Regions from separate parts of the Homo sapiens genome. Here regions 1, 2, 3, 4, 5 and 6 are each linked to region 7. A link is a contact called in ENCODE Hi-C or POLR2A ChIA-PET data. All regions are on one chromosome and are shown on one strand. Each heading gives the region's core, a stretch centred on a gene start or an enhancer-like site at or near the end of the contact. The rest is flanking DNA. Distances are from core to core; before and after follow the strand shown. Region 1 holds the start of TRMT112 (tRNA methyltransferase activator subunit 11-2). Region 2 holds the start of GPR137 (G protein-coupled receptor 137). Region 3 holds the start of SF1 (splicing factor 1). Region 4 holds the start of TMEM138 (transmembrane protein 138). Region 5 holds the start of FKBP2 (FKBP prolyl isomerase 2). Region 6 holds the start of SDHAF2 (succinate dehydrogenase complex assembly factor 2). Region 7 holds the start of SNHG1 (small nucleolar RNA host gene 1).

Evidence for each region. A loop is a pair of places that touch in the nucleus more often than their neighbours do. ChIA-PET counts read pairs that join two places held with the same protein, here RNA polymerase II (POLR2A). Pooled maps may share reads with other maps.
Region 1: a loop to region 7 is called in a pooled map, with 5 times the contacts of the local background. The contact joins the promoter of TRMT112 here to the promoter of SNHG1 in region 7. A Hi-C loop is called at or near these places in 1 of 37 single-sample maps with no recorded cell type and 6 of 50 pooled maps. POLR2A ChIA-PET finds 5 or more read pairs at or near these places in 9 of 52 experiments (CD4-positive, alpha-beta T cell, CD4-positive, alpha-beta memory T cell, GM12878 and 5 more).
Region 2: a pooled map shows a loop between it and region 7 (11-fold over the local background). The contact joins the promoter of GPR137 here to the promoter of SNHG1 in region 7. A Hi-C loop is called at or near these places in 6 of 50 pooled maps. POLR2A ChIA-PET finds 5 or more read pairs at or near these places in 6 of 52 experiments (CD4-positive, alpha-beta T cell, HCT116, HepG2 and 3 more).
Region 3: a loop to region 7 is called in a pooled map, with 17 times the contacts of the local background. The contact joins the promoter of SF1 here to the promoter of SNHG1 in region 7. A Hi-C loop is called at or near these places in 1 of 37 single-sample maps with no recorded cell type and 9 of 50 pooled maps. POLR2A ChIA-PET finds 5 or more read pairs at or near these places in 4 of 52 experiments (CD4-positive, alpha-beta T cell, HepG2, activated B cell and 1 more).
Region 4: a loop to region 7 is called in a pooled map, with 5 times the contacts of the local background. The contact joins the promoter of TMEM138 here to the promoter of SNHG1 in region 7. A Hi-C loop is called at or near these places in 1 of 37 single-sample maps with no recorded cell type and 1 of 50 pooled maps. POLR2A ChIA-PET finds 5 or more read pairs at or near these places in 1 of 52 experiments (CD4-positive, alpha-beta memory T cell).
Region 5: a loop to region 7 is called in a pooled map, with 6 times the contacts of the local background. The contact joins the promoter of FKBP2 here to the promoter of SNHG1 in region 7. A Hi-C loop is called at or near these places in 1 of 37 single-sample maps with no recorded cell type and 5 of 50 pooled maps. POLR2A ChIA-PET finds 5 or more read pairs at or near these places in 6 of 52 experiments (BJ, CD4-positive, alpha-beta memory T cell, H1 and 3 more).
Region 6: a pooled map shows a loop between it and region 7 (6-fold over the local background). The contact joins the promoter of SDHAF2 here to the promoter of SNHG1 in region 7. A Hi-C loop is called at or near these places in 3 of 50 pooled maps. POLR2A ChIA-PET finds 5 or more read pairs at or near these places in 2 of 52 experiments (CD8-positive, alpha-beta memory T cell and GM12878).

Annotation. Positions count from the first base shown.
Region 1 is chr11:64,316,119-64,318,818 of GRCh38, reverse strand. It overlaps TRMT112 (tRNA methyltransferase activator subunit 11-2), which reads left to right and starts at 1,260. Exons shown (of 4, transcript NM_016404.3): 1 at 1,260-1,370; 2 at 1,454-1,555; 3 at 1,672-1,761; 4 at 1,851-2,359. The coding sequence starts at 1,293. The coding sequence ends at 1,958. It overlaps ESRRA (estrogen related receptor alpha), which reads right to left. Exons shown (of 7, transcript NM_004451.5): 7 at 2,076-2,700. PRDX5 (peroxiredoxin 5) reads right to left here and starts at 698. Exons shown (of 6, transcript NM_012094.5): 1 at 433-698. The coding sequence starts at 603. RefSeq lists a silencer at 634-793 and enhancers at 884-1,083, 2,241-2,700.
Region 2 is chr11:64,284,595-64,287,294 of GRCh38, reverse strand. It overlaps GPR137 (G protein-coupled receptor 137), which reads right to left and starts at 1,447. Exons shown (of 7, transcript NM_001170880.2): 1 at 414-1,447; 2 at 281-330. The coding sequence starts at 770. It overlaps BAD (BCL2 associated agonist of cell death), which reads left to right and starts at 2,630. Exons shown (of 4, transcript NM_032989.3): 1 at 2,630-2,664. RefSeq lists silencers at 1,371-2,110, 2,461-2,700.
Region 3 is chr11:64,777,101-64,779,800 of GRCh38, reverse strand. It overlaps SF1 (splicing factor 1), which reads left to right and starts at 1,259. Exons shown (of 13, transcript NM_004630.4): 1 at 1,259-1,439. The coding sequence starts at 1,409. RefSeq lists enhancers at 795-904, 881-1,482 and silencers at 1,145-1,544, 1,805-2,114.
Region 4 is chr11:61,361,118-61,363,817 of GRCh38, reverse strand. TMEM138 (transmembrane protein 138) reads right to left here and starts at 1,444. Exons shown (of 5, transcript NM_016464.5): 1 at 1,398-1,444. It overlaps CYB561A3 (cytochrome b561 family member A3), which reads left to right and starts at 1,936. Exons shown (of 7, transcript NM_153611.6): 1 at 1,936-2,085. RefSeq lists enhancers at 1,426-1,915, 1,326-2,047, 2,166-2,385.
Region 5 is chr11:64,239,782-64,242,481 of GRCh38, reverse strand. FKBP2 (FKBP prolyl isomerase 2) reads right to left here and starts at 1,387. Exons shown (of 6, transcript NM_004470.4): 1 at 1,350-1,387; 2 at 1-98. The coding sequence starts at 94. It overlaps LOC114841035, which reads right to left and starts at 1,387. Exons shown (of 6, transcript NM_001370414.1): 1 at 269-1,387; 2 at 1-98. The coding sequence starts at 1,202. The coding sequence ends at 405. RefSeq lists silencers at 189-428, 459-1,478 and enhancers at 577-1,477, 1,759-1,878, 1,919-1,978, 1,478-2,380.
Region 6 is chr11:61,428,770-61,431,469 of GRCh38, reverse strand. SDHAF2 (succinate dehydrogenase complex assembly factor 2) reads right to left here and starts at 1,346. Exons shown (of 4, transcript NM_017841.4): 1 at 1,288-1,346. The coding sequence starts at 1,323. CPSF7 (cleavage and polyadenylation specific factor 7) reads left to right here and starts at 1,495. Exons shown (of 10, transcript NM_001142565.3): 1 at 1,495-1,556; 2 at 2,180-2,288. The coding sequence starts at 2,235. RefSeq lists enhancers at 1,216-1,275, 1,632-2,280 and silencers at 1,222-1,557, 1,416-1,585, 1,696-2,125.
Region 7 is chr11:62,854,631-62,857,330 of GRCh38, reverse strand. It overlaps SNHG1 (small nucleolar RNA host gene 1), which reads left to right and starts at 1,446. Exons shown (of 9, transcript NR_152585.1): 1 at 1,446-1,907; 2 at 2,115-2,198. It overlaps SNORD28 (small nucleolar RNA, C/D box 28), which reads left to right and starts at 2,636; the gene lies at 2,636-2,700. It overlaps SNORD27 (small nucleolar RNA, C/D box 27), which reads left to right and starts at 2,248; the gene lies at 2,248-2,319. SNORD26 (small nucleolar RNA, C/D box 26) reads left to right here and starts at 1,965; the gene lies at 1,965-2,039. It also overlaps SNORD25 and a transcript of SLC3A2 not described here. RefSeq lists enhancers at 1-390, 391-1,364, 1,333-1,512, 1,623-1,702, 2,340-2,700 and a silencer at 1,213-1,272.

The DNA.
Region 1 (2,700 bases), core at 11-2,510, 1.5 Mb before region 7:
TCGAGACCAATCTGAACAACGGGGTGAAATCCCGTCTCTACTAAAAATACAATAGCTGGGCGTGGTGGCTCGCATCTGTAGTCCCAGCTACTCAGGAGGCTGAGGCAGTAGAATCGCTTGAACCCGGGAGGCGGAGGCTGCAGTGAGCAGAGATTGCGTCACTGCACTCCAGCCTGGGCGACACAGAAAGACTCCGTCTCAAAAAAAAACAAAAAACAAAAAACACAATGCCTCGGGACTGTCCCGGGAGGTGAGGCCCCCACGATTGGCGAGAAAGGTGGGCAGCCACGAGGGCCTTCTGAAGGGATGAGCCGGGCGGGCGGAGGGGAGGGGTCTGGCAGGCAGGAAATAAAGCGATACTCTCAGACTAGCGGGACGGGGATTGCCATGGGGGTAGTGGGGGATGTCAGGCCCGGCCGGGCCAGCGGTCACCTTGATTGGGGCCATGGCTGCAGCGGCTCTGCTGAAACTGCGGACCCCGCCAGACGCCCACTCTCCTTCACTGTACCGTCTTGCTGCCGCTGCCGCAGACTGACCGCCGGCCCCACCGACGAGTATATAGCCCGCTGAGCGTCTCAGGGCGCACACGCCAGCTAGTCCCATACCCGCCCCACGGCCACTTCCACTCCGCCTCCTGGCTGGTGCCACCGCAGCAGGCGGGGCACCGCTAGCGGCACAGCGGCGACACCCTGCGGAAGGCGGGCCTGGGCCGCCTCCACTGCGCAGGCGCGAGCGGCCACCCGCAGAACAGAGCTTCCGGGACCCACGCCTCGTTTGCACTGGGTGCTGGACAGCCGACGCAACTACAAATGGGGCGGAGCTTTCGGCACTGGAGCAGCTAATTTGCATATAGGAATGAGGTGCGGCTCGGCTTCCATGGGCCTAATTTACAGATAGGGCGGTATTTCTGCCCCTTAACCGAAAGTGGGATACAGAGGACGACGGTGTTAGGCGCCTGTGTAGGAGTAAAATGTGTTTATTTTGCATTCAACGAGAGCTCCTGCATTGCAGCTATTTTGCATATGATTTGCATCTTACGAAGAATTTGTGGCAAAAAAAAGCTGGGCGTGCGCCGTAGGAACCTCCTGCTGAGACGCTTCCGGTAGCGGCGCGTGACCCGACAGGTCTTTCACCTACCTACCTCAGCTCCCACAAACACGAGAAGTTCCAGCAAGTTCGCCACTTCCGGTTCTCCTGGCTATCCAATAGCATCGAGAGGAGCATCCCCGGAAGTGAGGCAGCGGAGGACGACCTTTTTCCGGTTCCGGCCTGGCGAGAGTTTGTGCGGCGACATGAAACTGCTTACCCACAATCTGCTGAGCTCGCATGTGCGGGGGGTGGGGTCCCGTGGCTTCCCCCTGCGCCTCCAGGTACCCGCCGGCGGCAGTCTTCCCTTTTCGGGCGGGATGGTGGGCCGGGGTCCAGTGCTTGCCTAAACTCCTCCGCCCTGCAGGCCACCGAGGTCCGTATCTGCCCTGTGGAATTCAACCCCAACTTCGTGGCGCGTATGATACCTAAAGTGGAGTGGTCGGCGTTCCTGGAGGCGGCCGATAACGTGAGGATCCTTACCCCGCCCCAGCATATCCCGGGGAATGCGGGGCGGGCACACCTCAGCCGGGCTGAGGCGGGAGTTCGGGATGCCCGGAGATAATTTTGGCCTCTTGCCCACAGTTGCGTCTGATCCAGGTGCCGAAAGGGCCGGTTGAGGGATATGAGGAGAATGAGGAGTTTCTGAGGACCATGCACCACCTGCTGCTGGAGGTGAGAAGCGGCCCATCACTTGCTTCCCGGGCCACCTGCCTCCCGCACTGAGGCTGCCAGTGCTCAGCTCTGTCCCTCCCTGCCCGCAGGTGGAAGTGATAGAGGGCACCCTGCAGTGCCCGGAATCTGGACGTATGTTCCCCATCAGCCGCGGGATCCCCAACATGCTGCTGAGTGAAGAGGAAACTGAGAGTTGATTGTGCCAGGCGCCAGTTTTTCTTGTTATGACTGTGTATTTTTGTTGATCTATACCCTGTTTCCGAATTCTGCCGTGTGTATCCCCAACCCTTGACCCAATGACACCAAACACAGTGTTTTTGAGCTCGGTATTATATATTTTTTTCTCATTAAAGGTTTAAAACCAAAAGCGGTTTCTCTTTGCAGCAAATATACATTAAAATAGAGTCTCTGTACAGCCAAGGGCTCTGGGCCCTGGCTTGCCCCATGTCCCTGCGCCTCCCTGGCCAAACCCAAAAATAAATATAGTGTTATTGCTCTGCAGGGCATAGAGGCAGTGCTCTCCTACCCCCTGAGGAGGCTCGTTGGGAGCTGATGGGGAAGCCCTGGCCACCCCAGGGGTCCAGGGGCTGGAGTCTGCTTGGAGTTATTGCTTCAAGGGGGGACACTAATGCCCAATGCAAATGATGAGAGGAGGAGCGAAGGGGGCATGGGCCTTTGCTCTCCAAGTCCCACTCTGCTTTGAAGAGGGGGTAGGATTAAGCAGCAGCAAAAGCATCACCCACTGGGAGACTCTGGCCTCCATCCCCTTCCCTCCCTGAGATAGGTTTCTGCCTCCCACGCATCCCGTGCAGCCCCCTATGGCTTCCGCAAGGCCCCCTACACTCTGGGGGCACGTTATGGCTTGCAAGGGGCAGCACTGTGCCCAGAGCCTGGACACACGTTCCCAGCTTCTGACACCCCCTAGGAGGGGGAGGAGAG
Region 2 (2,700 bases), core at 198-2,697, 1.4 Mb before region 7:
GGTGCTTCCATGGGCTGGAGCCTCCAGCTCGCCCTCCATGGTGGATGACACTGGGGCCCTCTCCCTCACACTACCACAAGCATTCCTATTCCTGTGCCTTGCAGATCTGCAAGGCCTCTGCTGAGCCATCTGCGCCAGGTGCTTTAACTTTTCCAAGATCTTCCACAGACATTCCCTGGGTTGCCTTTGTCTCAGCCCTGAGAGGTGGGAAGGGATCTACATGGGACTGTCACCTGCCCCTGACCTGGAGGCTGAGCCCACCAGTGTCCCGAGTACTTACAAGCCTCGGCTCATCTCCGGCCGACGCTTCACCTTGGCCTTGAACACCACCTAGGAGCAGAGATGCCCTTCACTCCTGTGGGTCCTTGAGGCTTGCCACCTCCCGCCCCCCACCCGGGACCACAGTTGGTTACCTGGGCAAAGTAGAGGTTCATAAGCGTCAAGGTGAAGAACTGCAGGCAGACGGGGCAGCAGTAGAGAAGCCAGAAGGGCAAGGGCCCCAGGCGGTTGGCGCGGGGAGTATCTCGGAAGTAGAAGGAGAAGAGGGTGGTACGCAAGGCGGCCCAGAGCAGACAGAGGGCCAGGAACACCGTCTGATAGCTGAGACGCTTGTGCCCATACAGAAGCACCAGCCAGAGCTGGGCATAGACGGAGAAGAAGAGCAGGGCATACAGGGTGGTGTAGGCAGCTGTCAGCCCCAGGGTCACAGCAGGTGGCAGCGCAGGCACCAGCCCGGCAGCAGGCACCAGGCCAGACAGGTTACTCTCCATGTCAGGGAGGGAGGCCTGAATCCCGGAGACAGACAAGGAGGGACTGTCGGCGGGACCAGGGAAATAAATACGGAGGGGTGGGAATTGCAGGGTGCAGAGAGGGAGATGGGGCGCTCAGGAGGAAAGAAGTTGTGGCTGACAGGCCCCTCCTCCTCAACAGAGAGACCCTTGCCCTTGGGGAACACAGGCAGCCTGGGCCCCAGGCCCCTCACTCAGGGGCATGGAAGGGCAGTCTCTTTTCTCCAGGACAGACCGGATAGGGGTTGGGGGTGTCTCCTCCCTGGGCCTACCCCAGAGCCAAGGATGGGGGGATGCAGAGGCCCAAGGAGAGGACTCCCTGGCCTCGGTCGTTCATGTCGTCCTGGGTGGAGGGGGAGAGCCGGCTGATACCCGTCGGGTCAGGGCAGCGGCCGCTGCGAGGGGCGCCCAATGCCCCGCTCTCCCCCTCCCCAAGCTGGGGGAGGCTCTCTCTCCTCCAATAATGCGGATGGGGAGGGCCTCTGCCTCCTGTCCTCGTAATTCTCGAAAGCTGCCCCCGCCCCACCCTCCCCCACCGCGTCCACGCTCCAGCCTCAAGGGGAGGGAGGAGGCGGACGCCAGGTCCTCAGGCCGCTGATGGGAGAGCCGGCTCAGGTCGTGGGGACCCGGGGCTCCGGCTCCCCGGCTCCCGCTGCTCCGCCCCCCTCCCCCTCCGCGCCTGCGCGGGCGCCGTTCGCTACGCAAATTGCGCAGCGGCCCGGCTGGCTCCGCAGTCCAGCGCCGCACCCGGCGTGAAACCGTACGAGAATTGGCGCGAGCTGCGCCGCTGGCGGGCGCCCGGGGTTACGGGAGGCGGCAGGAGGGCGGCCGAGTTGCGGGGGCCGTGCCGCATCCAGGGGGTCCCCGGGTGGGCCGTGCCCCGTGCCGCCCGCCTTTACTTGTATGGGGGTCCGCCAGTTCCCACGCTCCTCTCTCCTATACCCAAATCGGGGTCGTGCCGCCCGGCCGGGGGCGGCAACGGATTCCCGTCCCTCGGTCTCTGAAGAAAACTTCCGCCCATAGCCAAGATGGCCCCCGGGCCCCGCCCCCGGGCCTGAACCCGCGGAGCCCCGAATCCCCCGCGCGGGCCCGCCCCTCGCCCCGGCGCGCCCGCGGCCCTGCTCACCTGGCCGGCCGCCTGCCAGGCGTGAAGCCCCCACGGGCCCTACGGTCCTCCCTCACCGGGTCCCCGGCCCTCCTCCCGCGCCCGGGCAGCCATCCCAGCCAGGGAGGAGGTTCCTTTCCTTATCTCCAGTGCCCCCGAGATGGCGCGGGAGGTGTCCCCCGAGGCGGGCGGCGCGAAGCTTCCGCGCCTGGGAGGAGGAGCGGGGAGCGGGACTTTCCGACCGGGCACCCAGTCCAGGCGGAGCGGTAACAATAGCAACAATAATCACATCCGACGGCTGAGCTTCAGTTGTGGCTGTGCCAAGCGCCTTCGCCCGCAGTAATCACTCCCTTCACAAAGTTTTCACTGGCTCCCGGGGGAGCTGTCACTATCCCCACTTCACTGGGGGGAAACTAAGGCCCAGAGGGGCTGAAGGACTTGTTGGCAGAAGTGGGTCTCCAGGTTCCAAATGGGGACCCCAGAGAATCCCTCTCCTGCTCCCACACACGCCCAAGGTGTGAGGCAGCGAGGATGTGAGCCCCGGGGCCGAAGGAGGGAGGAAAAAGGATGCGGACGAGGAGCCTTGGATCCGGCGGGGGGGCGGGGCCGGGCCGGGTTGACCCCGCCTCTGGACCTACCCGAGTGACGTTCCGAGAGGTGATTGGGCCAGGTCGCTGACAGTTCCCGTTGCCCAAGCAACTAGGGCCCGGAGCCCGGGGTGCTGGAGGGAGGCGGCAGGCCCGGGTCAGGGGCCTCGAGATCGGGCTTGGGGTGAGACCTGTGCGCCGTCACCACGGGCGGGGCGGG
Region 3 (2,700 bases), core at 10-2,509, 1.9 Mb before region 7:
GCTCCTGCTCCGTCTTGTAAAGTTTTCCCAGTACTGTAGTAGTTATTTTTATTTTTATTTTTGACAGTCTCGCTCTGTCACCCAGGCTGAAGTGCAGTGGCCCCATCTCGGCTCACTGCAACCTCCGCCTCCCGGGTTCAAGCGATTCTCTTGCCTCATCCTCCTGGGAAGCTGGGATTGCAGGAGTGCACCACTACACCCAACTAATTTTTGTATTTTTCGTAGAGACGGGGTTTCGCCATGTTGGTCAGGCTGGTCTCGACCTTCTGACCTTGTGATTCGCCCGCCTCGGCCTGTCAAAGTGCTGGGATTACAGGCGTGAGCCACCGCGCCCGGCCGTAGTTATTGTTTTATACGATTTTAAGATCATTTAATTAAATCCTCTGAACTCCGTGGAGATTCCAATAGAAGTGTGTATTTGTAATTTTTGAACTGACAACCTTCTGTTACCTTTCATCTAATATGTTGTTGCATCAGTTCAAATACTGTTTTAAATCCTTCGATAAGTCGTCTCTATTCGTAGCTTTTTGGGTCACTTTTTTTTTTTTTTTTTTTTTCCAAAAAAACAGGAAGTCTTTTTACCTGCAGCGTCAACTGAGCCGGTTTTCCGGCGCGCGCCAGCCCCTCCCCTGCTCCCGCCCCAAGGTTCTGCGTTACCATGGGAACAAAGGTTGACGTCACTTAGGGCTTCCTTGCTGGACCCAAGGGTCGATGGTGAAGGGAGACGGGTGGAGAGGCGGTTTTGCTCCATCTACGCATGCGCACTTCCTGCTCCAGGACTCCCCCGCCGTAAATCTCGTTCCGGCTGGGCCTTTTCCGCCGCGACTCTCGCTTAATCCCGGAGAAACTGCCCCCTGGGGGAGGGGAGTAGAAAAAGGCTGGAACCAGCGACAGCCAATCCCGCGACACTACAACGCAGGCGAGATTGATTGAGTCCACCACCGCAGCCAATGAGAGAGCTCGCCGTCGCTCCGTCATAGAGTTCGCCCCACCCCATCCCCTCCTTTCTGGACTCGGAGCTCAGTTCACGCAGTAACAAATGAAGTGCGCGCTGCGACACCTCCCAGCCCACCGAACTCCGCCGCCATTTCCTCGCTTGGCCTAACGGTTCGGCCAATCCCAGCGCGCATCAAGAAGGACTGAGGCTCCGCCAATCGGAGGCCGCCGATTTCGACCCTTCGCCTCGGCCCGGCCCAATCCAGGCCCCGGCCCCGCCGCCCCCGGCCCGCCCCCGCGGTGCCCTCTCTCCTCCCTCTTTGTGCGTCTCGCGCCGCCGCCGCCCGCCGCGTGAGAGGACGGGCTCCGCGCGCTCCGGCAGCGCATTCGGGTCCCCTCCCCCCGGGAGGCTTGCGAAGGAGAAGCCGCCGCAGAGGAAAAGCAGGTGCCGGTGCCTGTCCCCGGGGGCGCCATGGCGACCGGAGCGAACGCCACGCCGTTGGGTAAGCTGGGCCCCCCCGGGCTGCCCCCGCTCCCCGGGCCCAAAGGAGGCTTCGAGCCGGGCCCTCCGCCTGCACCCGGGCCTGGGGCGGGGCTGCTGGCTCCCGGGCCGCCGCCGCCCCCGCCCGTGGGCTCGATGGGGGCCCTGACCGCGGCCTTCCCCTTCGCGGCGCTGCCTCCGCCGCCTCCGCCGCCGCCCCCTCCGCCTCCCCAGCAGCCGCCGCCGCCTCCACCGCCACCGTCCCCCGGCGCCTCGTACCCGCCGCCGCAGCCGCCCCCTCCGCCGCCGCTCTACCAGCGCGTGTCGCCGCCGCAGCCGCCGCCACCCCAGCCGCCGCGTAAGGACCAGCAGCCGGGCCCGGCCGGCGGCGGAGGAGGTGAGTCGGGCCGAGAGAGCGCGAGAGGCGTCGCGCGGACGGGCCCGGCCGCCTGAGGGGCGCGCGGCGGCGGCGACGGCGGCTGCACGCGGCAGGGGCGCGCGTGCGCGCACGGGGAGGCCCGGGCGGAGGCGCCCCTGGGCGCGCGCGGCCTGGTTCTAGGGCCTCGAGTGCGCACGCGCGCTGTGGGGGGAGGGCTGGGCGGGCGGGAGGCGCTCTGTGCGCAGACGCAGTGAGGTGGCCGGGCTGTGCGGCGCAACTGTATAGACTGGGGGCCCACTATTGCTGTCCAGTCCGCTGGTGTCGGGAACAGGGGTGGCGGGTGTTCAGCGCTGGACGGGGTGCTAGCTGTGAATGCCAGCAGGGCGTGAAAGCCTCACCTGATGACGTGCAGCGACTCCCTTCTGGTCTTGAGGAACCAGAATGGGAACCGTACCAAGGATAGCTCCTCTGCTTCTACAGCAAGGCAGGGTTTTCATCCGGGAGAGGTTGGCATGCTTCAGATGATGGTTGGGTCTGATCTTTCTTGGTCTCTTTTGGGGAGAGAATTTTAGTTTGTTTTTTTTTTTAAATCTGTTCAGTATGTTTAGATCTCAGTCTGATCGGCTGCCCTGTCGCTTTGTTTTAAAAAGCTTTTCCCTCTGATCCTGTACCCCTTGGGAAATAGAAGGACTCTTTTGTGGCAAATGTAGGGAGTTTCTGCCTATGTACGGGGAAAGGAGAACTTGGCTGCTATTGTATAGGTTGTTGAATTTTTGATAGATCCTTTTAAGAGTTCAGACCCTCAGTGTCCAACTGGCCAGGAAAACTGAATGCTGATCTTGGCTAAACTTATGAAGACAAAGGTGATCTTGTTGAAGAATTGGGCTTTTCCCACTTGGTAGGG
Region 4 (2,700 bases), core at 195-2,694, 1.5 Mb after region 7:
TGTCCAAGGTCACGTCGTTAGTAAGTGGCAGAGCTAGTATTCAGATGCAGGCTGCACGGGTCCACAGTCTGTGCTCTTAACTACTGGACTAAGCTGTCTCTTACATAATTGATAGACTAGTATTTAACTAGGCAGGAAAAATGCCAGCAAAGAAGTGTGAAGTGCCCTAGGCAGAAAAAGCAGAGAGGAAACAGGGGTCTCCTGGAAAGCTTTATCTTTAGGGTTATGGTTGCAACACAGTGGCAGTTGTTTCTTTTCATCTATTCCAAGACCCACAAGTTGCTCTGGGGGTGTCCTATGACCCGCTGCTGTGCCAAATCTATAAAGAAATTTCAAAATGCTCTGGAGTGTTAGCGATTAAATTAGCATCGGTAAAATGTTTTGCAATTTATAAGCTCTTTTCATATTTCTAACCTTACGTAATCCTACAACCATCTTGAGAAGTAGCCATTACAATGTATATTATCCCCATTTTACACAGAGGCTCCGGAAGGTTAAGGCACCTCCTCCACCTCAGCTGGTGAAGTCCCACCTTATTGGACATATGTTCGCGGTTTCCTCATTCATTAAATTTTAGAGAGAGAGAGAGTGTCTCGCTCTGTCGCCAGGCTGGAGTGCAGTGGCATGATCTTGGCTCACTGCAACCTCCGCCTCTCGGGTTCAAGCGATTCTCCTGCCTCAGCCTCCCAAGTAGCTGGGACTACAGGTGCGTGCCACCACGCCTGGCTAATTTTTTGTATTTTTAGTAGAGACGGGGTTTCACCATGTTAGCCAGGATGGTCTCGATCTCCTGACCTCGTGATCCTCCCGCCTCGGCCTCCCAAAGTGCTGGGATTACAGGCGTGAGCCACTGCGCCCGGCCGCATTAAATAACACTGATAGCTACTACCTAGGTACTCACACCACGATAAACTTGTCAACCAAGATCGTTTCCTTTAATCCTCCCTACAAGTCTGCAAGGTGGGAATTATTCCTATTCTACAGGAAAGGACACAGAAGTCAGAGCTCAAGGCATTCCTCCAGGTCTCAAGTCAGCAGAACCCGGCTTCATAACTGTGACGCCAAACCCGTGCTCTTAACCACTACTCATAGGCCACCATCCAGGGCTGTTTTGAGGATCCGTTATGCAGAAACGCCCATGCCTGTCTCTACGTACGACGATCCCCTCCAGTTTAGGGCAGTGGAGACTCACAAGCTCATGAAGCTCTTTAATTCGTCCACCGCTACCTGCCGCCTTCCCTTTGTACCTAGGGCAGTATTCCTCACGCTTCCCAATCCACTTAAAAACGAGGCTTCCTTGGCAAACAACAACAAAGCATAAAACCCAAGCCCAAAACAACAGCACCAAAAATTCTGACTTCTGGTCACTTAACCCACTCCTCGTCAATCACTCTCACCTCCAAACTCCAACGTCGGTTGTCATGCGGACATCGTCCCGGCTTCCGGAAGCCGGCTTTAAATTCCGGAAGTAAATGGAGGAGGCGGGCCCCGTCTGCGCCGTGCGGCCTGCTAGTCCCCGGCTTTCTCTTCCCGCTCTATGGCCAGTCTGGCCGCCATGTTGGAGCTTTCGCTGTTCGGGGCCCGGCCTGCTCCGGGCCCTCCCAGCGTCGCCGCTAGCTGACTTAGGGCTCCCGCCCACACTGCGCACGGCCTTGCTGAGGGCCGGCTCGTAGTGGGAGGCTTCGCGTTCACCTGAACATTTCCGCCTCCTCTGGATGGGGGATGAGAGGCGGGGCTGATGCATCGCAGCAGTCCTGGACCCTGACTTCGGACTTGGAGAAGAAACGCCGAGGAGGAACGGGAGTTAGGGGGTTAGCAGCTTGGCGCGCTGGGAGCCGGCCACCCCTGGTCTCCGGACTTCACTTCCCAGGAGGCCTCGCGCGCGACTGGAAGTGCTGCGAGCCTATAAGAAGGCGAGGCGGCACCCGCCGCTCTGCTCTGGGGCGGCATTGCCAGCCGGCTGTAGGCATTCAGGGCAGTGTCTTCTGCATCTCCTAGGAACCTCGGGAGCGGCAGCTCCGGCGCCTGGTAGCGAGAGGCGGGTTCCGGAGATCCCGGCCTCACTTCGTCCCACTGTGGTTAGGGGTGAGAAGGATCCCGGGGCTGGGAGTTCAGGGACCTGGGTTCGAATGCTGGTTCCGCTGCTATCTCGCTTCGCACTGTCGCGATCCCCTTGCTCGGCCTCAATTTTCTCTTTTAGAAAGTGGGCACCTTTCTCCGCGCTCTTCCTTCCAACGCGGTGGTTATAAAGGCACGAAAGCTCTTCAGAGGACGCAGAAAGCACCTGGAGCTCCTCACCCCAATTTTCACCCATTGTTAGCTGGCACGAGCACCCAGCAGAGGAGTCAGGGATCACCCCTCGGGTGCCTGGAACGGTTCTTTGGACACCTGAGCCGGACCTAGGCACAGCCTGAAGTCGGGGTCTATAATTATTCCGGTGCTAAGGGGTAACTTGTTCACCTACCTCCTTGGCAGGAATATTGAGCCCTTCACTCCTCATGTTCCGACTTTAACAGAAGCTACCTTTGAGAATAAGGAATCCTCAGAGCTGAGAGGGAGTGGACCCGAATTCCTGTACCAGCTCGGCCACTTACCTTGGCTAAGTCATTTTCTTGTTTTGGGCCCCAGTGTCACAGTGTTTTTGATTTGTAAGATGAGGGTTTAGGGCTTGTATCCTAAATCTGGTCCTCAAGATTCTTG
Region 5 (2,700 bases), core at 138-2,637, 1.4 Mb before region 7:
GCAGCTTCCTTTTGCCCTCGGCCCCCGTGGCCGTGGCCACGGCGCTCAGGCAGATGGACAGTACTGTCAGGACCCGGAACCAGCTCAGCCTCATGTCTCTGTGGGCACAGACCCCGACCGACCGACTGAACGTGGGGGAGGGCAGGGAGAGTATGGAACACGGGTAGGTAACAGGAGGGTTCCACCGCCACTGTATCTTCCTTGCCCCGGGGGATCCCCTTTGTCCCGGGTCACCGCCCTCTCCCCCGGGCTCCGGGGCCACACTTACCAGTCCAGTGAGAAGGGGGCTTGGCCGAGGACCCCAGCAGCGGGGGGAGGGGGTCAGGGGAGGCCACAGCAGCCAGGGACCCGCCCCTTTGCTCACCCCCATACCTTCCCTCCCTCCCAGTCCCCACCTCCGCTCTTCAGTTCCCGCCTGTCCCTTTACGCAAAGTCCAGACCCTATCTGGCTGCACTGCAGTTGCCCCGACTGGGCGGCCCCACTCACGCCACACCCAGCTGCCCCCGGTCCAGCACACCAACACCTCTGCGGCCGCTGCAGGGGGCCGGCCCCGAGGCACCCACACATCCCCACTGGGTGGCTCCGAGGAGCCCGGGTCCTCGGGAGATACCCCCCAGCCTGGCCCTGTGCTTCCGCCCGGGGCGCCGCCCCAACTCTGAGCCCTTGGGGGTCTCCGGGGCACCCAGACTGGCCCTGTGTCTGCTGGCCGCCGAGCCCGCTCCACCCACACCACCTCTCCCGGTGGAGTTCTCGGCCTACGGCGTCCCCAAGCCCGGCCACCACGGAGACCACCCCCGCGAGGACGCCCGGGGCCATTACTCGGGCCAGGCTCCTCACTTGGCTCCTTGGCACCGCCCTTCGGAGGACGCGGTACCGCCCCCGGGCCTGCAGCCCCGCCTTCGACAGAACTAGACCCCTTTTCCGGAGCCGTAGCCACGCCACTCACCGGCTGAAGCCCCGCCCCCAGCGCCTCCGCTCCGTCCCCCTCTGCTTCCGACCCCGAGGCTCCGCCTTTCACCTCCTCCAGCTCCTCCTTCAAGAGCCAGGCTCCGTCCCCCGACCCTCCTAGCTCCGCCCCCCGCCGCCGGGCTCCGCCTTCCACTGGCACCAGCTCGGAGGTCCCACCCGTCCCGGTTCCACGTCCCGCCCCGAGTCCCAGGACTCCGCCCCGTGCGGCGTGAGAACCCTCCCCCTGCGGCATCTCCGGACAGCTCCGGCCCCCACCCCCAATTTCCTCGTCACCTAGCTCTCGTTGACACTCGGAGCCCGGTCCGCTTCTGCCCGGCCTGATCCAGCCTGCCCTCTTGCACCCCGGCTCCCCCCAGCCCGGGCTGTGGCCCCCGCTCACCTCCTCGCCGCGCCCCCGGAGTCAACCCCGGTGGTGCTGCCGCCTCTGCGCAGGCGCGTCCTCGTCGCTACCAGGCCGGGCCACGCCGCCCTCCCTTATTGGACCGTGCGAAACCCGCGGCCACACGCCCGCTGGCACGGGTCTTTCCCGAGCCCCGCCCCCGCGACGCCGCTGCCCTGCGTCACTTCCGGCGGAGCGGTAGTCTGTAAGGTTAGGTGAAAGTGACTTCCGAAAAGGCCGGAGACACTTCCGGCCGAGGTGATAGTAAGGTCAGGCGGGCGTGGGTTCCCGGAGGGGGTCTTGAGGCGCCATTTCAAGTCGCCCCCAGCCTCTCCCACAGCACTCCTGTTTTCCCGGGCCTCATCATGGCCCACGGCCCTCAGTCGCTGTGGAGCCTGGGCTTCACAGTGACACTCACGTTTGAACTCCCGGTCGGCTGTGTGCTTGGTAGAATTTGTCATCCAATACAGGCGTGTAACACGGGCTTGATGACACCCACCCCACAGGGCCCCTGCAGGACCGAGATGATGTCCAATGACAAGCCCTGGCTTCCAGCCAATGCTCCTGCCCACATCTCTCTCCCAGGAGCCAGGCTTACCTCTACCTGTGCACCTGGGCTGTGACTCATGACTGGAATGATCTGGCTGGGCCTGTTCCCCCACCAGACTTATTTTCAGGCGCCCCAGCAGCCACCAAACATCTGTCAACTGAAGTAATGAACCTGCAGTTGAGAGGCAGCTAAACCTAGGTTGAAGGTTAGGGAGACAGCTGAGTTGAGGTCAAATCCCCCCGGCCAGTTAGCCTTTCTGAGCCTATTTCCTCAATTGTAAAAGGAAGACAATCATGATGCTGACCTCAGAATCGAGCGAGGAGAAAGTGAGGAGGTGCATGTGAAGCATTGTGCGTGACTGGTGGGGCTAACTGGGCTCTGGAGGCGGTAGCTCTGGGGCCCTAACCCCTTTCTGCCTCATGCTAATTGACCTATGGCATGTCCAGTGACATCATGACTGAGAAAATGATTTGAAAGTAGTAATCGCTGTCAGGAATTGTCTCCTGGTTCAACCCACTCCTGCCTTAGGCCCACTAAGATCATACCCACATGCTCTGACCCAACACCTCAGAGAAAGCCTCCATTAGGGTGGCTGCCCCTCCCAGTGGCTGCCCAATTGAGTTAACTCTGCCCCTGAATGTCCTGCTTCAGCAGGCAAAGCAGTGGTGCCCAAGGTTGGCCTTTCATCCACCCCAAACCACTCAGCCCTGGGCACTGGAGGCTGCAGGGAGAAGGGTAGGGGCTGGGCTTGGGCTAGGATAGACAAGTCAGGAGAATCTCAGGCAGCAACTGATGATGAAG
Region 6 (2,700 bases), core at 97-2,596, 1.4 Mb after region 7:
CGGGAATGGTGGATCACACCAGTAATCCCAGCACTTTTTGGAAAGCTGAGGCAGGAGGATCACTTGAGGCCAGGAGTTTGAGACCAGCCTGGGCAACATAGTGAGAACCTGTCTCTACGAAAAAAAGAAAAAAGAAGGGAAACAACAGGCCGGGCGCGGTGGCTCACGCCTGTAATCTCAGCACTTTGGGAGGCCGAGAAGGACGGATCACCTTAAGTCTGGAGTTCGAGACCTGCCTGGCCAACAAGGTGAAACCCCATCTCTACAAAAATACAAAAATTAGCCAGGCATGATGGCGATGCCTGTAATCCCAGCTACCTGGGAGGCTGAGGCGGAAGAATCGCTTGAACCCGGTAGGTGGAGGTTGCAGTGAGCCAAGTTCGTGCCATTGCACTCCAGCCTGGGCGACAAGAGCAAAACTCCGTCTCAAAAAAAAAAAAGGAAAACAACAAAAAACAAACAAAAAGGAAATATCCTGAGACAAACTAAAACCCAACATATACAAAATTATGAGATGCGACAAAAGCTGTACTAAGAAGGAAGTTTATAGTGTAAACGCCTACATCAAAAAAGAATAAAGATCGAGTCCCTGGGTCTGCAGGAAAAAAAAAAAAGAATAAAGATAGGGATGGGGGTAGGAGGGGAAGATAGAGGCAAAGTTAGTTACTTTATAACAGCAGGCTAGGAAAAAAGAATAATAAGTTCCAGTGTTCTATTACATATTAGAGTGACTACAGCTAATAACACTGTACTGTATATGTCAAGATGCTAGAAAAAGATCTTGAAAAGTTATTACCGTAAATAAATGATAAAGATTTGAGGTGATGGACATGCTAACTACGCTGATTTGATTATTCGATGTACACATGTATTAAAACATTATACTGTACCCCCATAAACACGTACAATTATATGTCAATTATAAACAAACAAAAAGCTGAAGATACTATGTGAAACCACGAAAAGCATTAAAGACTAAAGAACGGGGAGAAGGGGAGCCCAGGGAAGTTGGGCTAATCCCGCCTGGGACGTAGGTGAGAGGCGAATTGGGTCTTGGACGATGACTGATCGTTTAAGCAGATATTTCCAGACCGGCACACAGTAGGCTCACCAAAGAATGGAAGCGACCTTTATTTCCTGAGTTGCAGGATCGGCCTCTCCCTGGGCCTGCCCTTGCCCTGCGCTATCGGGCAGACGAACTCTCCCCAAGATAGAGACCACAGAGGAAGACAAAGGGTAATCCCCGCTGCCGCCCGCCCCGGACGCTAGAACGTTCTCTCTCCTCACCAGCGACGAAGTCGAGAACACTGTAGACACCGCCATTTTCCCCACCTGCACCGGAAACCGGCTGCGCGGGCACTTCCGGGAACTCCTAGCCGCCCGGCCAGCCGACCACGGCAGCCACGGAGGAGCTGAGCCGGAAGGTGCGTCCCTGCGCATGCCGGAAGTGGCGGTGCGTGTGACGCCGGCGGCGGGGGGGGCGGGACCTGGGGCGGAGAGCGGTTCGCGCGCTTCGGGCCTAGTCCGGACTCGCCGCCGCCGCCGCCATATTCCCGGTAACGGGGGCGCGCGGTCGGGGGCAGGTTGGGCCGGAAGAGGGGTCCGGGCCGGCACTGAGGCGGGAAGGGGGTCGGTTGAGATGGGACGGCCGGAGTCTGCGGGCGGAGGGAGTCGCGGGCCTTTTGAGGGAGGAGGCAGAGCGCGCCGGGCCGGGTTTGTCGGGAGGGAGCGGGGCGGGCCTAGCTGGGGGCGAAGAGTAGGCCTGGGTTGGGGGCAGAGGCGGCTGGAGCTGCTTGACACCTGGGGGCTCTGGCCGGAGCCGCCTTGGGGGCTAGGCAGGTGCAGCGGATAGGGGCTGCGGGCTTCGCCGCGGTCATTCTTCGCAACGCCGTCCTAGGGCCACTAGGACCCGAGGGTGGGACTTTTCCGTCGCGCCATAGGCAGCTGCGGCGCAGACGCGGCGCTACCCGGGTCGGGCCCGAGGGTGATGGGCAGCGACCCCCGGCGGCCTGGGAGAGCGGTGGGCGGCGCGAGGCCGGGGGCGGGGCGGAGCGGGTGGGGCCGAGCTGGGGCCGCCAGGATGCTGCGTCTCTGGAGATGGGAGGTTAGCAATCATTACCCTCTTCCCAGCCCAGGACCCTCGTGCCTTCTAATTCTTGCATTTTTCCGAATCCCGCAGTGGCATCTTCCTTACTTTGTCCATCCTCCGGACTCGCGATCTTCCTTCCGGAGCCATGTCAGAAGGAGTGGACTTGATTGATATATATGCTGACGAGGAGTTCAACCAGGTGAGGTGTCATCAGGAGCTTTGGGATTTTCCTTGATCATCTGAGGAATCATTTTCAGCAAACTGGCAGTGGTTTCAAGCTGTACCAGTCCTAGGCTTGAACACGCGTCTATCCGGTCTAAAATTTTTCTCCTGCAGAAACTTTAAAGACTACACTCCATTCCTCTTTATGTTAATTTGAAGCTCCAGGCTTAATTTTAAAGGCTTTGATTTAAGAGCAAATAAAAAGCAGGTGTAATAGAATGGTGAATCAACCTGTGGAATTTACTCCCCAGGAAGCCAAAGGTGGGTGTCAGACTAACCACACTTAAAAATCAAAAGTACATTTGCTACGGTATTCATGAGGACAGTGTTGATACCGGTTCCTTTACATTCTCAACCTGCAGCTGGAGAAGTGTAGTCCCCTCCATCGT
Region 7 (2,700 bases), core at 197-2,696:
CAACATGATGAAACCCCGTCTCTCCGAAAAACACAAAAATTAGTGTGGCATGATGATGGCGGGAGCCTGTAATCCCAGCTACTCAGGAGGCTGAGGAAGGAGAATCGCTTGAACCTGGGAAGCGGAGGTTGCAGTGAACAGACATCCCGCCACTGCACTCCAGCCTGGGCGACAGAGCAAGCCTCCGTCTTGAAAGAAAAAAATGTTTGGCCGGGCGCGGTGGCTCACGCCTGTAATCCCAGCACTTTGGGAGGCCGAGGCAGGCGGATCACCCGAGGTCAGGAGTTCAAGACCGGCCTGACCAACATGGAGAAACCCTGTCTCTACTAAAAATACAAAATTAGCCGGTCACAGTGGCGCATGCCTGTAATCCCAGCTACTCAGGAGGCTGAGGCAGGAGAATTGCTTGAACCCGGGAGGTGGAATGCAGTGAGCTGAGATCGGGCCATTGCATTCCAGCCTGGGCAACAAGAGCGAAACTCCGTCTCAAAAAAAAAAAAAAAGAAAGAAAAAAATGTTTATAAAGTGTGCTTGTACACGTAGATGTTTACCACAAACGACTGAACTAATGTTGTCCGGTCTCAGTAAAACAGTCTATAGCTGACTGCAACCATATTGATCAGGCAGGAGTTGCAGCAGGCAGCACCGCCGGAGCTCTTTAGGGTTCCCCATCAATAAAATGGGGGTTGTCATCCTACCTAGCTCTTGGGATTTTGGTGGATTAATCGATTCATATAGTGTGCTTAAAACGGTGCTCCATAAATGTTAGCTAATGTTGGCCCGTAGTAGTCCAAGATCTAAAGAAAACGCACCAGAAGGCAGGACATAGGGAACCAGTTAGGAAAAAATCAGATCCTGTCTTCAGTGAAGCACTTACGTCCTGACATACTTTCCCGAAATGGCCCCACCAAAGGGGACCTCCTCCCGAGCTTAGCCCGGGATCCAGTACCTGAGTCGTCCCCCGCGCTGAGACCCTGGACACCAGCCTCCGAATGTGAGCCAGGCAACTGGCGCGGAATCGACACGACGGCGATCGAGGCTTCAGGAGGCTGTAGCTCCATGGAGGCGGATCCTGCACACAGGTTTGGGGTGTGTGGGCAAGGGGCAGCTCAGAACAGGGTTAGAGGGTAGGCAGTCGTGACCGTCAGTCCAGGATCGCCGTGAGGCAGTGATCTCACCGCTCCTGCCACATGCACTGGGTGAGAAAACCAAGCCGCAATGCGGTCGGTGAGCCAGCACGCTCCCGTAGGACGCATGCGCGCCTTTTTCGCGCCGCAAGTTCAGGTGGCGCTTTGTCTACGCCCTCCTTCCCTGGAACTCTCTACCCACAACTCCCCGGGGTCGCATGCGGTCAACGTATGCGCGTGCGCTCGCCGTAGCCCCGCCCCCAAATCCCGTGGGCCTCTGCGGCATGGTATTTAATCGTCTCCCCGGGGAGATTCGTTCTCATTTTTCTACTGCTCGTGGTAAGTGGCTTCGTGGTCTTTATAGCTGTTACTCTTTTGTACTTTGTCTTTTTCTTTTATTTTCTTTTGAGCGATTGTGCGAACATAGCATAGCACGCACTATGCCTTCTGTGTTGTAGCTGCCTGGCCAGGGCGACTGGCGGATAAGGTCTTGTGCGTGGCCTCGAGGCTTAAAAGTAGCAGTGGGGCTTTGTGAAGGACAAAATGGCGATGGCGGGCCGTGTAGGTCCCCCTTCCTATGATGAGGACCTTTTCACAGACCTGTACTGAGCTCCGTGAGGATAAATAACTCTGAGGAGATGGGCCCTGCAAGCCTCTTGCTTAGCCGTCTGTTCAGAAAATAGCGTTTTCGAAATGCCCTGAGTTGACCTAATGTCTTATTGGGCTCCTGTCTGCAGGATTTACGCGCACGTTGGAACCGAAGAGAGCTCTGTTGTTGCAGTAAGTTCTTACGGCCATTTCTTAATCTCTGCTCTTTCGTTGAGTGTGTGGAAGTTGCTACGGGGATGATTTTACGAACTGAACTCTCTCTTTCTGATGGATTAGTGGAGAAAACAGAAAATTCTGAGTAGCACTGTACTGTACGCAACAAATGTCAGGGCCCTATTGATTTGTCTGAGGTGTTAGTGAAGGGTGTTATTTTTTCAGATGTTCAGCCCACAAGAGCTTACTGGTGAAGGAATGGGACAAGACCCATCTTTATGCAAAGCCAGCGTTACAGTAATGTTCCAGGTAGGTGTACATGGTTTATGCTCTTACAGAGGAGACCTTGTAGATAACCACTCCATGATGAACACAAAATGACAAGCATATGGCTGAACTTTCAAGTGATGTCATCTTACTACTGAGAAGTGAGAGAGAGGTCTTAAGGGGTCTTTGAATGACTATTTTTAGGTACATAAAATGCTTTCCTCTGTTGTCTACAGCATCTCATAATCTATCCTGGGGAATTCAGCTGCCTCCCAGGGTGAATACAGGTAATTATCCAAATTGGTGTATGTCATCTTTGTAAATGTTCAAGAAAACAAGTGGCCGGCGGAACAATGTTTTTTGGCGCCTTCCATCTTGTTCCTCTTGAAATGATTTTCTGGGGAGGGAGATCGCAACCCGGTACTACAGTTCTTGTAAGGGTGTGCTGTTACCCTCATCCATATATCGATCACGTTACTGTCAGATGATTTGAATTGATAAGCTGATGTTCTGTGAGGTACAAAAGTTAATAGCATGTTAGAGT